Linked DNA regions of Mus musculus: region 1 is linked to region 2. A link is a loop called in an ENCODE intact Hi-C map of the cell type or tissue named here. Cell type or tissue: gastrocnemius. All regions are shown on one strand. Each heading gives the region's core, and the rest is flanking DNA. Links, peaks and the distances in the headings are about the cores only.

What was found. Peaks named below come from ENCODE experiments on the same cell type or tissue, not always from the same donor. Only the 100,000 strongest peaks of a DNase experiment are listed, where the experiment ranks them.
Region 1: it touches region 2 in a loop (4-fold over the local background); 23 of 42 quality-filtered maps call a loop at or near these places.

What each region holds. Positions count from the first base shown.
Region 1 is chr17:36,309,959-36,318,331 of GRCm38, forward strand. It overlaps Gm33257 (a long non-coding RNA gene), which reads left to right. Exons shown (of 4, transcript XR_385570.4): 3 at 4,595-4,834; 4 at 7,472-8,373. Among named protein-coding and RNA genes, the nearest start is that of H2-M10.1, 12 kb to the right of the region's middle. In gastrocnemius, for the core only: no CTCF peak of the experiment used is centred there; DNase peaks (open chromatin) are centred at 4,688, 5,276 and 5,649; H3K4me3 peaks cover 1,179 bases; H3K27ac peaks cover 566 bases.
Region 2 is chr17:36,417,967-36,426,339 of GRCm38, forward strand. No RefSeq gene overlaps it. Among named protein-coding and RNA genes, the nearest start is that of H2-M10.4, 40 kb to the right of the region's middle. In gastrocnemius, for the core only: a CTCF peak has its summit at 608 (motif pointing left); a DNase peak (open chromatin) is centred at 563.

The DNA of each region.
Region 1 (8,373 bases), core at 166-8,165, 110 kb before region 2:
AAACTCATGTGGTATTTTGCTAAGACAGACTCACGTGCTGAGGCAAGATATGTGATGGTTGGTGGGGGAGGGGGAGTATAAATAGGACTCCATGGACTCTCAGAGGGACTTGTCTGTAGAACTTCTTGATCTTCGATTTGTTGAGAAAGGCACAGATGAGAGCTTCTAGTGTTCCTGCTTGTCCTAATCGCTCTTGCTGACTCGTGTCAATTTGGCTGAGTCCTGGTCATTCCTGCAAGTTTGTGCCACCACTGCTGATTGGTGTTTGGTATCTGGACTCTACAAACTGAACTGCTGGTAGATTGCTGAATATTTGAAAGTGTACTGAGCTGTTGTTGTTGATTTGTGAACTGAATTGCTTATCTGACAATGTCGATGGGATTTGCTCCAAACAACTATCTCTATACAAGCCCACTTTCCTGAATCCTAATAACATTTCTTTCCCACTACCTCTGGTTGGTGGTGGGCTAGAAAGGGTATTAAAGAATTTAAGAAACTATTAAAAGTCAGGTTGAGAAAAATGTAAGCCTACACTAAATCATCTTGTCACCCCTCCTGTGGGCCTGGGTACCAGAGGTTTTCCATGTATGTCTCTGTCCAGGACTGGTGCGAGGGTTCCAGGGAAAGGAAGTGAGTGCAGGCAGGGAGATGAAGTCTCTGCCTTGCCTTCCAGGTCCCTCGGTAACTGGGAGCCACTCTGATCTGAGTCAGATCCGGCTGGGCTGAAGGAAAACCAGCAAGGAGTGCAGCGGGACCCAAGTGTTACATACAGCTCTTGGAACAAAAGACTCGGATGAGGGAGTAGTTCTTTTTTAATTTATTCTTTTTATTAGATATTTTCTTTATATACATTTCAAATGCTATCCTGAAAGTCCCCTATGCCCCTATATGTTCCACATATAGGGGTTGCAGACCCCTTCAGCTCCTTGGGTGCTTTCTCTAGTTTCTCCATTGGGGGCCCTGTGATCCATCCAATAGCTGATTGTGAGCATCCACTTCTGTGTTTGCCAGGCACTGGAATAGCCTCACACGAGATAGCTATATCAGGGTCCCTTCAGCAAAATCTTTCTGGCATATGCAATGGTGTTCGGGTTTGGTGGCTGATTATGGGATGGATCCCTGGGTGGGGTTTTCTGGATAGTCCATCCTTTCATCTTAGTTCCAAACTTTGTCTCTGTAACTCCTTTCATGGGTATTTTGTTCATTTTTCTAAGGAGGAATGAAGTATCCACCTATTGGTCTTCCCTCTTCTTGATTTTCTTGTGTTTTGCAAATTGTATCTTGGGTGTTCTATGTTTCTGGGCTAAAATCTACTTATCAGTGAGTGCATATCTAATGACTTCTTTTGTGATTGGGTTACCTCACTCAGGATGATATCCTCCAGATACATCCATTTGTCCAAGAATTTCATAAATCCACTGTTTTTAATAGCTGAGTAGTACTCCACTGTGTAAATGTACCATATTTTCTGTATCCATTCTTCTGTTGAGGGGCATCTGGGTTCTTTCCAGCTTCTGGCTATTATAAATAAGGCTGCTATGAACATAGTGGAGCATGTGTTCTTATTGCCATTGGAATTTCTTCTGGGTATATGCCCAGGAGAGATATTGCTGGATCTTCCGGTAGTATTATGTCCAATTTTCTGAGGAACCTCCAAACTGACTTCCTGAGTGGTTGTACAAGCTTGCAATCCCACCAGCAATGGAGGAGTGTTCCTCTTTCTCCACATCCTTGCCAGCATCTGCTGTCACCTGAATTTTTCATCTTAGCCATTCTGACTGGTGTGAGGTGGAATCTCAAGGTTGTTTTGATTTAAACTCAGACACTATTGCATACACCAGCAAAATTTTGCTGAAAGGACCCTGATATGGCTGTCTCGTGTGAGGCTAGGCCAGTGTCTGGCAAATACAGAAGTGGATGCTCATAGTCATCTATTGGATGGAACACAGGGCCCCCAATGGAGGAGCTAGAGAAAGCACCCAAGGAGCTGAAGGGGTCTGCAACCCTATAGGTGGAACAACAATATGAGCTAACCAGTATCCCCAGAGCTTGTGTCTCTAGCTGTATATGTAGCAGAAGATGGCCTAGTTGGCCATCATTGGGAAGAGAGGTCGTTTGGTCTTGTAAACTTTATATGCCCCAGTACAGGGGAATGCTAGAACCAAGAAGTGGGAGTGGGTGGGTAGGGGAGCAGGGCGGGTGGAGGGTATAGGGGACTTTTGGGATAGCATTTGAAATGTAAATGAAGAAAATATCTAATAAAAAATTGAAAGATAAATAAATAAATAAAAAGAATCTACTTTGAACTTAGCTCTTTTTTCTTTTTCTTTTTCCTTTTAAAAATTTTTTCTGTTTTTTAGTTTTTCTTTTTTTATTAGATATTTTCTTTATTTATATTTCAAATATTATCCCCTTTCCTAGTTTCCCCTCTGAAAATCCCCTATCCCCTCCCTTTTCCCCCAACTCCCAAACCAAGCCACTCCTATTCCTTCCTGGCCCTGGCATTCCCCTATACTGGGGCAAAGAAAGTTCACAGGACCAAGGGCCTCTCCTCCCATTGATGACTGACTAAGCCATCCTCTGCTACATATGCAGCTAGAGCCACAAGTCTCACCATATGCTTTCTTTGATTGGTGGTCCCAAGGAGCTCCAGGGGTACTGATTAGTTCATATTGAGGTTCCTCCTATGGGACTGCAAAACCCTTCAGCTCCTTGGGTACTTTCTCTTGCTCCTTCATTGGGGACCCTGTGCTCTGTCCACTGGATGACTGTGAGCATCCACTTCTGTATTTGCCAGGCACTGGCAGAGCCTCTCAGGAGACAGCTGTTATCAGGCTCCTGTCAGCAAGCTCTTGTTGGCATCTGCCATAGTGTCTGGGTTTGGTGGTTGTTTATGGGATGGTTCACCAAGTGAGGCAGTCTATGGATGGTCGTTCCTTCAGTCTCTGCTCTGAACTTTGTCTCTGTAACTTCTTCCATGGGTATTTTGTTCCCCCTTCTAAGAAGGATTCCGAGTTTCTGGGCTAATATTCACTTATCACTGAGTATATATCATGTGTGTTCTTTTGTGATTGAGTTACCTCACTTAGGATGATATCCTCCAGATGCATCCATACTGAAAGTCTTTAGTTGTGCAGAAGAGATGTAGGCATTGTTTCATTTGCTTATCTTGGGTCTGAGGAGAGAAAACAAGGGGAAATAGGAGAGAGTGAAAAAGGGAGAAGAGACTTCTTGAGGTGGGTAGATCATGAAAGCCTGGCTCTGAGTGCCAGCCAGTTGTAGTAGGAGAGGCTCAGATGGAACATGGGAAGTCGTATCTCCAGGTTATTGATAGAGAAGTAGATAAAATAGCATAGAAGGTTGATATCTTCCCAGCTCTTGTGCTTTTAAGGCTTATCATGAACATAAGTGTTTTGTGTCTTTTATTTGGGAGCTAAATAATCAAAGGTGTTTAGAATCCTCCCAATCAATTTTAACGACCCTACACAGCCATACCTGTCTAGTTGTTCTATCCATGTGAACACCAGTGAGTTTGTGTGGGTTTTGTAGACTAGGACAAGGTCACCCCTATCAAGGCCATATTGAAACAGCACCCTGCCAAGCCCTTTGCACAAGTGATGCTATGTTAGAGGCTCCATTCTGACCTAAGAATCCAGCATGGAGACCCCTAACACCTGCCAAAATGAGAGCAAAACCAAATCCATCATAGTCCATAGGTCTGGGAAAGTGCCTGACTATACTCATGTTACATTTGGCCTTTGTAGCTCCATTCTTTGCTAACAGTTCTTGCTAACCGAAGGGTGTCAACCAGGATTTGTATGTGTGTGTGTGTGTGTGTCTGTGTGCATAAAAACCTTTTGGCTATATCATTTGGGCCAGTTCACTCTATAGCTATGCCCAGACTTTCTTTATACATCTGATATCCAGGCTCTGATATTACAAACAGAGAGAGTGTCTTAGAGCCCTCTGTCCTGAACAAAAGCCATGAGGATCAGGGCTCACAGACACTGAGTCTGCAAAGTAAGACAATATTAGTTAAGGTTCTCTATAGAAACAGAACATGGAATAAATATATGTTTGTATATGTTATGTGTATATATATGTATGCATGTGCATTTTTGCATATGTATATATGAGTATGTGCATGTGTGTGTGTATTTATATGTAGGGAGTGACCCTGTTTAAATGTTAACTGCCTTGTCAACCATAAGTGCTTACTTACAAATTTTTGGCCCTAGTGGAAAAGTACTAGCTTAGTTGAGATTTCTGTGGGAAATGTTGAGGCCCCTGTAGGAAAGTACTATCCTCAGTTAAGAACAAATAGCTATAGATCTTGTGGACAGGACCTAGCAACTCATTCTGTTCTGTTCCTCCTGCTGAACTTTTTACCTAGCCAATATCCTGCTTTTGGGAACAGGTGGGTTCCCCCAGAATCAAAGCGATTCTGCGTCATCCCCCTCCCCATATCCTGCTTCTGTGGGCATAAAACCTGCCTGGGAAAAATAAAATTTGTCAGTTTGATCAGAGGGCTTTTTTTTTTTTTTTTTTTTTTTTTTGACTTGCTGTCTGTTCTTTGTGTTTCCTTGTTCTCCAGTCTCTCCACAGGTGTTTCCCCAGACCCTGTTCAACTGTCCTGCGGGTCGGGACAAACTGGTGCCTGAACCCCAGGAGATCACAGAGGAGAGAATGCCGCTCTTCATTGGAGGGTAGGCCTACCTCTCATCTTGAGAAACGCCAGAAAGTGACTTTGGTTCCACATGACGCCACTGAGCAACCTATCTTGAGACAGTCTGGGAGGAATAAATAAAGGGGCGCAGATCTTAGGAGAAATACGGTAAGACATGCCACCCCCCCCCCCTTTTTTTTTTTTTTTTTTGAAACGGTCACTTTTTGTGATAGGGCTCAAGGAGTCACTCAAAACGCAAAGAACTAGGGTTAATAAAAAGTATTTAATATAATTTTTAGATTTTGTGTGAGATATTTGTCCATGGTTCCCCCAAAAGGGAACAATTGATGAGAAACACTGGCGCAGAGTTGGCGATTGCTTTAAAGATTATTATGAAGCATTTGGATCTACAAAGATACCCGTTACTGCCTTTAGCTACTGGTTCCTCATTAATGATAGTTTTAGATTCCCAGCATTTAGTGTCCGAGGGGGAGCGATTTGTTAAGGAATCCGCCTCTCCCCATCCTCCACCACCGCAGTCGCTGGAAGAGCAGTTTCTTAAAAAACTGGTCCCCTGTCCTCTGCTAACCTAGCGATTCATACAGTGCCGCCTTCCCCTTTAAGGGAAGGATCCTTGCCCGCTTCACCCTCTGTAAGTGATGTTATGGATCTTTCCTTGCCTCCACTTATGGAGGAAATTAGGATGGCTGACCTTTATCCTTCCCTCATTAATTTTGGTAACGAGCTGCTACCCGCTGAGGAGGAGGCTCTCATAGGAGAGGTAGCTCCACCCAAACCCGCCACAATCGCCCTGGCTCCTCTGCTGAGAAATGTTGCTACACTCCCATCTTTCTGCCACAACCCTTTGGGATTTTAGATGCAGTTTTTGATCCGTCTGCCATGTCCAGTGCCCGCCATCAGTTAATTGCTGAGGTGGCATTTCTGCGCAACATGGTAGAAACCGGAAATGAGCAAGTGCGGCTGCTCAGAGCTCTCCAGCAATTAGAGGATGAATGGCTTGATCTAACACCTCCCCACCCCGCCCCTGCACCTGCCTTTCATGTGCACCTACAGTTGCTGCTATCCTGGAGCAATGTGTCTTCCTGAGATGTGTTCTGTGCAGGCTGTGTCAGTCGCTCCAAATCACATCGTATTTGACCTGACTGACATTAATTTGAATATTGTGGATTTCTTTTCTGCTGCCTTTTCTGCTGGCAGTGAGTTCCAGGGCCAGCTGTGTTTCCCCTGCATAGGGTAATAGGAGTTACTAAGGGGAACTGTTTGCGAAGCTACCTCGGCCCCTAGGTATTGTTTTTTAGAATTTTTCTAATTTTTAGCAGCTGTCCTGAGATTCTTGAGTTTGAAGACATTTAAAACCCCTGCTCTGTAAGCATCCTCCTCCACAGCTAACTGGCTGAGCCAATCCAAAGGTCCCTCCCTCCCTTCTGCTCTGTTTGCAGCTGCTGCTTAATGATCCCCTTATACAATTTGTTAGGATGCATTCCTTGGTTTTCCCCAAAATTTGACTCCTTGAAGGCTCATTGGTGTTTACAGATGGTTCCTCAATAGGCAAAGCTGCCTTTGTTGTATAAGATCGGGTTACTTCAATGCAGTCCCCATATTCCTCTGCCCAGCTGGTGGAATTGTTTGCAGTCCTTCAGGTTTTTAAAATGTTACCAATGACCCCATTTAATTTGTATACTGACAGTGCTTACCTGGCTCATTCTACTCCTGTTTTAGAGACAATCCCTTATATTAAGCCTGCTTCCACTGCTTCCAAATTATTTGTGGAGATTCAATCCCTAATTATTAAAAGGACAGTGGCTTTTTTTTTTGTGGGACATTTGAGAGCCCATTCTGGCCTGGGTAGTCCTCTGTCGCATGGAAATGCCCTGACTGACGAGGCCCCTTGTGCAGCATTCCCTGCCCTACTTGATTCCATAGATTTGGCTAACCAGGCTCATGCTTTGCATTATTTAAATGCCTCTACCTTAAGCCAAATGATCAAGATTTCTAGAGATCAAACAAGAGAAATTGTTAAGTCCTGTGGTGGATGCACCACTCTGCTGCTGGTTCCTCACCTGGGAGTTAACCCTTGGGGACTCATCCCTAATGAACAATGGCAGATGGATGCTACCCATTTTCCCTCCTTTGGAAGGTTAAAATATGTGCACGTTATAGTTGATACCTATAGTGGATTTATACACACATCTCCCCTTTCTGGAGAGGCATCGCATGATGTGATAACACATACTTTACAGGGCATGTCTGCCATAGGAAAATCACAGATCATTAAAACTGACAATGGCCCCAGTTATACAGGAACCACGTTCCAACAGTTTTCTTCCCAGTTTGATATTAAACATGTCACTGGTCTTCCCTATAATCCTCAGGGCCAGGGCATCATAGAACGAGCCCATCAGACTCTAAAAAATATGCTTCAGTGGTTGACTGAAGTTACAGATGCTTATTTCCCCCTTGACACCCCGAAATGGGCTTAATTATGCTCTCTTTGTTCTTAACTTCTTGTCCCTGGATAATGAAGACAGGTCGGCAGCTCACCTCCTGTTGCATCCTAAGTCACAAGATTCTCACAATGGAAAGATCCCTTCACTGGACAGTGGAAAGGACCAGATCCCATCCTTATATGGGGACGAGGGTCTTCTTGCATTTATGACAAAAAATAAATAAATAAAAATGCTGGCCCAAGATGGCTACCAGAGAGACTACTAAAAGCTGTAAACCCGTCTGTGTCCAGAATGGAGCAATCATCTCCTCCTGAGACAAATCTCTTTTCTTTTTCAGATGCTGCTCCAGACGAAGATACTCATGATCTTGTGGCTGACTAGAATAACCACCAACCTTCAACTGCCTCCCGCCCCCAAATCTCCTAATAATAGGCACCTCCTTTGGAATTACACTTGGATGGACCTCTCAGAGAGAAATGATGTTGTTTGGACCCCTTGTAAGACCTCTACCAATTTGACTCATTCTTTTTACAGCAGGGAGGACTGTGTGCAGCTCTTAAGGAAGAGTGTTGCTTTTATGTAGATAAAACAGGAATGGTTAAAGAGAGCATGAGAAAAGTAAGAGAAGGCTTAGAAAAAAAGACAGAGAGAAAGAGAGAGAAAAAGAAGAGAGCTGGTATAAAAATTGGTTTTCAACCTCTCTGTGGTTGTCAATCTTATTTCCTTCCATTTTGGGACCGTTAGTTGGATTGTTTTTGCTTCTTTCTTTTGGTCCCTGGGCCCTTAATGGACTTACCAGTTTTCTGAAACATCAGATAGATGATTTGGCAGCAAAACCTATCCAAGTATATTATCATAAGTTAGCTACTGAGGACCAAGAGATTGGAGACGAGGTTGTTATTCCCTCCAGGGTGTTCCCAAAGGCCATCTCCACCCAACCTAAGGAAGGCGACTCCAGCCCCAGCACCAAGTAGCAAGGGGCCATCCAGAACCCCTCTGACTGGTGATCTAAGTTTTTGCTTGGGCTGTGAGGCAAAGCACTGCAAGGGAATGTAAAGCAAAAACTAAAAACATTTTTCTGGGTTCCCTGAGGGACAAGCCTGACTGCATAGGGGTTGATATACAAAAATTATCCCCTCTCCAGGAAAAAAGACATCAGGATAAGTATGGTCCCCATGCTTCACTGGACAACACCAGGAGGATGGGAGCCATTACAAGATCCCCTTTAGTCACTTGAGG
Region 2 (8,373 bases), core at 214-8,213:
GAATCCAAACCCAGAAAATGTGAATATTGCATGTTTCCTTCATTTGTGGACGTTAGCTTTGATGATTGATGTATGTGGGTTTCATTTTTAATACCTGCAGAGCTTAGGTAGCTAGGGAGGGGATGGGTGGGGGTAGGCCCCAGGCAACAGAAATAGAATGGTAGGCAGGAAGGAGGCAGACTATGAAGACTATGAAGATATTGATGCTTCAGGTTCACGGTTAAATGACCTTGAACAATCCCACCTGTGCCACTTTATTGAAGTGTCCATGTAAAGATCCACAGTGAGTCAGTGTGGGAGCTCATGCCTTTAAGCCCAGCACACTGAGTTAAGGTGCAGGTGTATTATTCAGTGTTGGATGTCAGCTGGGTTTACATAGAGTTCCAGGCCAGCCAGGGATACATGGTGAGACTCTGTATCAAAAAAACAACAACAACAACAAAAAACTACGTTCCTCTGAAGATGCTCATGAAAACAAATCCTCTTTGATCCGGGGAGAGGGCTCAGAAGTGAGGGTCACTGGTTGCTCTTGTGTATTTTGATCATTCAGGCTTCCCAGATCACAAGTTGCTGAAACTTCATGGTTTCTGTCGCCCTCTTTTGGCCATTAAAGGCAACTGTAATACTGGCAAGCAAACACAAGGTGAAGGTGGGGGACTGAAAAATGAATGTGTATAAATTATCCCTTTGACATATTTCTGTGAACAGGTACATTCCTGATTTTCAAAACATCCAGAAAGCTAAGCAAGGATATACAAATGGAAAAGGTGAGAACATGCACAAAAGTTAACATTCTAGTTATTATTTATCATATCACTGTAATTTGGAAAATAGCTATTTTTCTCTTGAAATAGTCTGCATACAATCAGATAATAAAATCTTCATAAAGCAAATGTCTCAAAATTATGAGTTTTTTTTTTTTTCGAGACAGGGTTTCTCAGTATAGCCCTGGCTGTCCTGGAATTCACTCTGTAGATCAGGCTGGCCTCGAACTCAGAAATCCACCTGCCTCTGCCTCCCAAGTGCTGGGATTAAAGCTGTGTACCATCACTTCCCAGCAATTCTGAGTTCTTAACATGGCAATTACGGATTGATATCCACAAAAGTATAATTACTATTGAAATCCATATTTCTCTTTTCTTTTTTTTAAAAAAAGTTATTTATTTATTTACTTATTTATTTACATTCCAAATGCTGTTCCCTCTTCCTGTCCTCCCTTGAAGAGTTCTTCCCCAAATCTCCCCTCCCCTTTGCTTCTGAGAAGGCAGCCTTCACCCTGCATCCCCCCACCCTGGTGCATCCTCTCCCACTGAGGTCAGACAAGGCAGCTCTTGGCTACATATGTACTGGGGGCCTTGGGACAGCCAGTGTATGATCTTTGGTTGGTGGCTCAGTCTTCGGGAGCTCCCAAGTATCCAGGTTATTTGAGCTTTTGGTCTTCCTGTGGGTTTGCCATCTCTTTGAAGTCCTTCAACCTTTCCCCTAACTTTTCCTTAGGTGGCCCTGATCTCTGTCCAATGATTGTCTAATGTGGGTGTCTGCATCTTTCTCAGTCAGCAGCTGGGTAGAGCTTCTCAGAGGGCTACTATTCTAGGTTCCTGTCTGCAAGTATAACATAGCATCATTAATAGTGTGAGAGATTGGTACCTGCCCATGGGATAGATCTCAAAATGGACCAGTCGTTGGTTGGCCATTCCTTTAGTCTCTGCTCCATCTTTGTCCCTGCATTTGTCTTAGAAAGGACCAATTTGGGGTCATAAGTCTTGTAGGTAGTTTGGTGTCCCCATTCCTCCACTGAGTGTCTATTGGACGTGGTCTCTTCAGTTTCTGTATCCCCACTGTTGAGCATTTTGGCTAAGGCCACCTGGAGCCTCACTCATCTTGGGTCTCTGGGACTTCCTAGAGAATCCCCCAGCCCCAGCAACTGCAGATTTCCATTTATTCTCCTGGACCTTTGGGGCTCTCTTCTGTCTCTCCCCATGCCTGGTCCTGCCCCCCCTTCCTGTCTCCCTGTCCTCTCTCACCCAGATCTCTTGCTCTCTCTGCCTCCCATGACTATTTAGTTCCCCTTCTAAGTAGGATTCAAGCATCCTCACTTGAACCTTCCCTCTTGTTTAACTTCTTTGGGTCTGTGTGGTGTATCATAGGTGTTCTGAACTTTTCAGCTAATATCCACTTATCAGTGAGTACATACCATGCATGTCCTTTTGTGCCTGGGTTATCTCACTCAGGATGATATTTTCCACTTCCATTTACTTTGTGTTTGCCTGTGAGTTTCATGATGTTATTGTCTTAAATAGCTGAGTAGTATTCCTTGGATATATTTTCTGTGTCCATTCTTTGATTGATGGACATCTGGGTTGCTTCCAGTTTCTGGCTATTATGGCTAAAGCTTCTATGAACATATTGGCGCACATGTCCTTGGGGTATGGTGGAGAATCTTTTGCGTATACACCCAGGAGCAGTTTAGCTGGGTCTTCAGGTGTTTCCAGCTTTCTGAGAAACTGCCAGATTGATTTCCAGAGTGATTTTCTGAGTTTTCACTCCCACCAGCAATTGAGGGGTGTTCCTTTTTCATCACATTCTCACCAATATGGGCTCTTAACTTGAGTTTTTTTTTTTTATCTTAGCCATTTTGAAAATCCATATAATTTCTAGATCAGTGTAAAGATCCTGATGTCAAAGCATTTGATAAATGCTGACTTCCTGGCATCTAGGCATGTAGTTATAAGGACCATGAGGACAGACATCAGGTTAAAGCAATGTGTCCCCAGACACTGCTCTAAGGTAATGGGCCCCAGCATTGGATCTTATGCGGGGGAATCAGTACACTAGAGATGCTGCTCCCTGGAGCTAATTTTCCATTACCCAACACAACAGATCCCTGCCACTCACACTGGGCAGTTTTAGGGGAAATATTCAGCCTCACTGTGGTCTAGATTGTAAGCTAAAATGAGAGCAGTGCAGACTCAGCCGTGACCCAGCAGTCATGGTGATGAACCTTTGCCTTTCTCTCTCCCTGAAGCCAGTGGCTGCCTTGGCTTTGGGTGCTCTTATTCCTGCCCACCCCGAATCACCTTGCAGTATGCTGAAGAAATGTCTTCTCTTCCATGTCCCACATTATTGTGACAGCAGACATATGAGGAAGTGTCGGGTCCAGAGGGAAAATCCTCTGCAGAGCTGAGCAAGGGTGCCAGCTAAGAAGCTTCTCTGCTTTCCCAATCAGACCCTCCTCCTACCTCATCCAGGCAGGCCCCTGCCCTGGTCCTCTCCTGTTTTTTCACCTACTGGGTGTCTGGTCCAGCAGAGTCTGGTTGCCATCACTTGCCAACAATATCTCTGTTTCTCTACATCTTACTATACAAATCTGGGATCCTAAAGTTTTAGGTCATTATTTTTAGCTAAATCAACAACATTTACTTTGTGGTTTCACCCAGTGAGGGAGAGAGTACCAGGATACAGTCTGTGGTGGTTTGAATATCCTTGACCTAGGGAGTATTGCTGTAAGACCCCCTTTCGGGGACCCCCACTCTAGTCTCAGGAGAGAGAGTGCACCCAAAGAAACACGAGAATCTTCTTGCTGCAAACACATGAGGCAGTTTAATGACGGAGCTCCAGGTCGAAACATATCTCACGCAGGAGACAGTGGATTCGACCCCAAGGCTCGAAAGCTAGGGGTTTTTATGGGGTAAAGGGCTTAGGGGTGCGGAAATCAGCATAGCGACACACTATTGGCTTATTCAAACATCAGCAGAAAGAATATGTGCAGGAGTTCTGTGATTTGGATGTTTATCAATGCTAGCAGAGTATCTGGTCAGTTTGACTCAGTTCTGATAGCCCTGTTACGTCCTCACATTCCTCTTTATCTTTATGGTCAAGCTGTTCCCAGGAATGCTTTAACTATGGGCATGCCCAGGTTTGTTTTTCTTTATTCTCAGCCCCAGGCAGCCTCTAGGCTCACAAATAACCAGCAATTTCTGAGTATTTTATATGACTTACAGGTCTTGAAATGTCATCTTTCTTTCATTGCTATTTGGAGGTGTGGTCTTATTCGAGTAGGTATGGCTTTGTTGGAGGAAGTATGCCACTCTTGGGGTGGGCTTTTAGACCCTTCTCCTAGCCACGTGGAAGCCAGTCTTCTCCTGTTTGTCTTTGGAACAAGATGTAGAATTCTCTGCTCATTCTCCAGATCCATGCCTGCCAGGATGCTGCCATGTTTTCTGTCTTGATGAAAATGTTTGAAACTGTAAGCCAGCCCCAATTAGATGTTGTTCTTTATAAGAGTTGCCTTGATCACAGAGTCTCTTTATAGCATTAAAACCCAAACTAAGGCACAGCCAGAGGTTTAGATGGTGGAGAAAGAATAATGGAAGCAGTGCAGGCAGATCGTTCTTCAGCTTCTGTCTTATTCAGGATTTCTATTCCTGCACAAACATCATGATAAACAACAAGAAGCAAGTTGGGGGCAGGGAGGGTTTGTTTACTTACACTTCCATACTGCTTTTCATCACCAAAGAAAGTCAGGACAGAAATTTAGAAAATGCCTTACAACTAGATCTCATGGAGGCATTCCCTCAAGGGAGGCTCCTTTCTCTGTGATAACTTCAGCTTGTGTCAAGTTGATACACAAAACCAGCCAGCACAGCTCCCATCACTGAATGTGTTTGAGGATCCTGCTCCACTATGCCAAACAAAGGCAGGATCCAGAGTAACCTGGGTCATCATGCAAGATCAAGAGCCATCCTCATGGGCATCTCAAGCAGGGATGAGGAGGGGAGCAGCATTTGGGATGTAAATAAATAAAATAATTAATTCATAAAAGAACCATCTTCAAGCATGGGACCACAGCACCTCAGATCCCAGGCTCATGCTAATCTACCATATCTGTGTATCTACCAATATAGACTCCCTTCATCCAAATAGAGTGAAAGACATGCCTGGAACCTTCTCAAAAGGAAAGTTCCCTAAGTAAACAATATCTGTCCAAAGGTGAAACCTGCAGCCTTTGCCACACAGGGTAGGTAGATAACTTCATCCTGCTCACCAAGTAGGTATTTGCAACATATTTAAGAACCCTATGATATTTCTACTATAATATAAAGTGTCCCTTTTTTAACCCTTCTGCAGCCCACTACAGCAATGATAAACACTAAGCTCTCAGGAGAACATTTCCAGTTTGAATCCATGACCATAACCTTAACCAAGTCAAATGCTTACAGATTCCTCTAGAAAAATTTGAAGTAATATTAGTAAATGAGATTTGATAATGTTTACTTACAAGTATGAACAAGGAAAGACTTCTGAATGTAACAACATTCTCCTTTTTAAAAGTAAATGAAATGGGGCTGGAGAGATAGCTTAACAGTTAAGAGCACCAACTGCTATTCTAGAAGTCCTGGGTTCAATTCCACATCATGGCTCACCATCATCTGTAATGGGACCCAATACCCTCTTTTTCTGGTGTGTCTGAAGACAACTAGAGTGTACACATCTACATTAAATAAGTAATAAATAATTAAAAAAACCTTAAAAATGTAAAATCCACAACATCCACCCTGTGAACAAGTCTCACCCAAGAGCATGGATACAGCATTCTACAGATTCAATGATGTTTCACATTGCAGACTGTAGGTAGCACCTGTGTCAGCCTAGTGACATATTAGAGGTCAAAATCTACATTTAACTAGGGTAGTGACCAATGCTTTTTAAAAAATTAATTAATTAATTAATTTAATTTATTTATATGAGTAAATTGTAGCTATCTTTAGACACACCAGAAGAGGGCATCTGATCCATTACAGATGGTTGTGAGCCACCATGTGATTGCTGGGAATTGAACTCAGGACCTATGGAAGAGCAGTCAGTGCCCTTAATCGCTAGTCATCTCTCCAGTCTGTGACCAATGCTTTTAATCTCAGCACTCAGAATGAAGAGGCATGTGGAGTCCTGGTGAGACTCAAAAAGAACAAGATGATCTGAAGGTGTTTATAGACACATTCCCCCTGTAGCTGGAGAGATGGTTATACTGTACAGAGGATCAGACTCAGAGTCTGAAGTCTAGGAGCTCACAACCATCTGTGCATTCTCCTCCAGAGTTTCTCGTCTGGCCTCCACTGACAACTCTAATTCCCAATATCCACACATACACAGACACACAATCAAACACATGAATAAAAAAGTGAGTCTAACAATATTCTACTTGTACATTTCTGTGAAGTTTCATTTTCAAACTACACATAAAATTAAAAGGTTAAAAAGAATCAGTATAGAAGGGATCTCTAGTGGGAAAGATGAAGACAAGGACAGCAGAAATATCAACATCTATTATTGTCACCATATCATTAGATTTTGGAAAATAGTTGTTACCTTTTGTAAACATAATTATTCATGTGTTTATTAGATGGAATGTCTCAGAATTTTCAATTCCCAACTTTGTGAATGTTGATTGCTATAAGCCAGACAAATATTTGTAAACAATTTGTAAGATTCTGTAGATATCCAGATAACTCAATGTTTGAAGCTTCCTGACTCAGTGACTTCTGACCTAGACTCAGAGGATATTGTGGCCAGAATGAGGGGGACAATATCAGGGTAAATAACTTTTTCTCTAGGATTCCAGGCTCCAGAGCTGGATCTGAGCTGTAGAGGCAGGGCCCTAGAGAGTTCTCTTCTAGGCATTCATTTTTCCATGACCCAACCAAATATCCTCTATCACTACCTTTGGGAATTCTTAAGACAAACCAATTAGGCTCCTCCTTTCAAGATTATGAAATGAACACATAATAGCAGAGTCTCTGTCTCCACTCTTCAAATAGGATGAAGATGTATGTCACAGATTCTCTCATGCTACTCTTGGCTGTGCTGACCCTGACTAGCCATCCAGAGGGTGAGTGGGGGTGTTCATAGAGAAAAGAACTCAATGTGAGAAAGAAAAGGACTCCATCCCAAGGGGAGCAGTACCAGGAAAGTCTGTCTTCTCCCTAGCCCAGACAGACCTCCTGCTACTTTCTCCATTTTACATGCTGCCCTGCCCCTTGTTCCCTAATCCCAGCTATCCTCAGTGGCCAGGTTGTTGAGCACCATGGGGTCCTAGTGTAGGGTCAACATCTAAAATTCCACTGTACCTAGTGTTACACTGTGTTTGCTTTTTCCAAATTCTCTTGCCTTGGCCTCACTTCCTGGAGCACCCGTTCATCACTGTTGACTTTGTGGATGATATACAGTTGGAAGAATCAACAGCAGAGCAGGGACTCAAGGATGGAACATGTGCACCATGGATGGATCAGTAGAAGTCAGAGTACTGGGAGGAGAAAACACAGGAGGCTCTGTGTTTTCAGAAAGTAACTTCAGAAACTGTTCCACATCTACAACAATAGCATAACTGGTAAATGATCAGAAATCCCAAATTTATAGCTCTCCATGGGGTTGCCAGAGTTCCCCATGTCCAAAGTTTATCCTGGAAAATGCAACCCATCACTCAAGAGAGCCAAGGGGCACTCTCCTGAATTTCTGTGCACTTTAAGACCAAACCAGGCCACTTAGAAAGGACATAGGGGAGGGACTTAGTCTACTGAGGGCCTAATCAAGGGTTTTTGGCCTGTTGGAATGGCTGACAGAGGGGTCTTGTCCAGAATATCACACAATCCAGAGGAAGTATGGTTGTGATGTGTTGCCTCGAGGATACTTTAGTCATAATTCTTCAAAATAGCCTTCAATGACCACAATTACATCATGCTGAATTAGGGCCATCGTTGGCAAATCAGTTGAGATGCTCAAACAAGTGTATGAGGAGTCAAATTATACACAGTTTGTGAAGACTTATTTGGAGGTTGGTAGGATTATGGGAAGGAGATTTTGCTGAGAACAGGTAAGGACAGAAACTGCCTGGCTTTTTGTGATAAATCTTTTGCCTATATGGCACTGGTTGCAGTATGAAGTCAAGCGAAGCCTGGGCTATGCAGAGTTGTTGCTGGGTCCACCTGGGCTTTCACATTGTACCTTACCACCTCTGTCTATTTGGTATTCCTTTATCCCTATTCTTTCAATGGATCATGTGGTCAAAAGATCTCAGGCAATTTTAGGACCTTGTCCAGTGTCTGTGCTGTTCTTTCATGTGGGCACTTAGCCTGTTCAGGCCTGAGTCTAATGTTAAATTGTGTCATGTTGCCATTCATGTTTCAACAGGAATTATACTTATTCTCAGATCTGTGTATGAGTCTGGTGTTTTCTGCTGTCAACTGTCACTGACAGTAGTAGGAACTATTTCTCTTGTTGTCCCACAACAGATCTCTGTGCTATTCTATCACAGTTGATAGAGTCAAAGCATTGCTTGTGACAGCCCTGGGTTTATAACACCCAGCACATGGTATTACC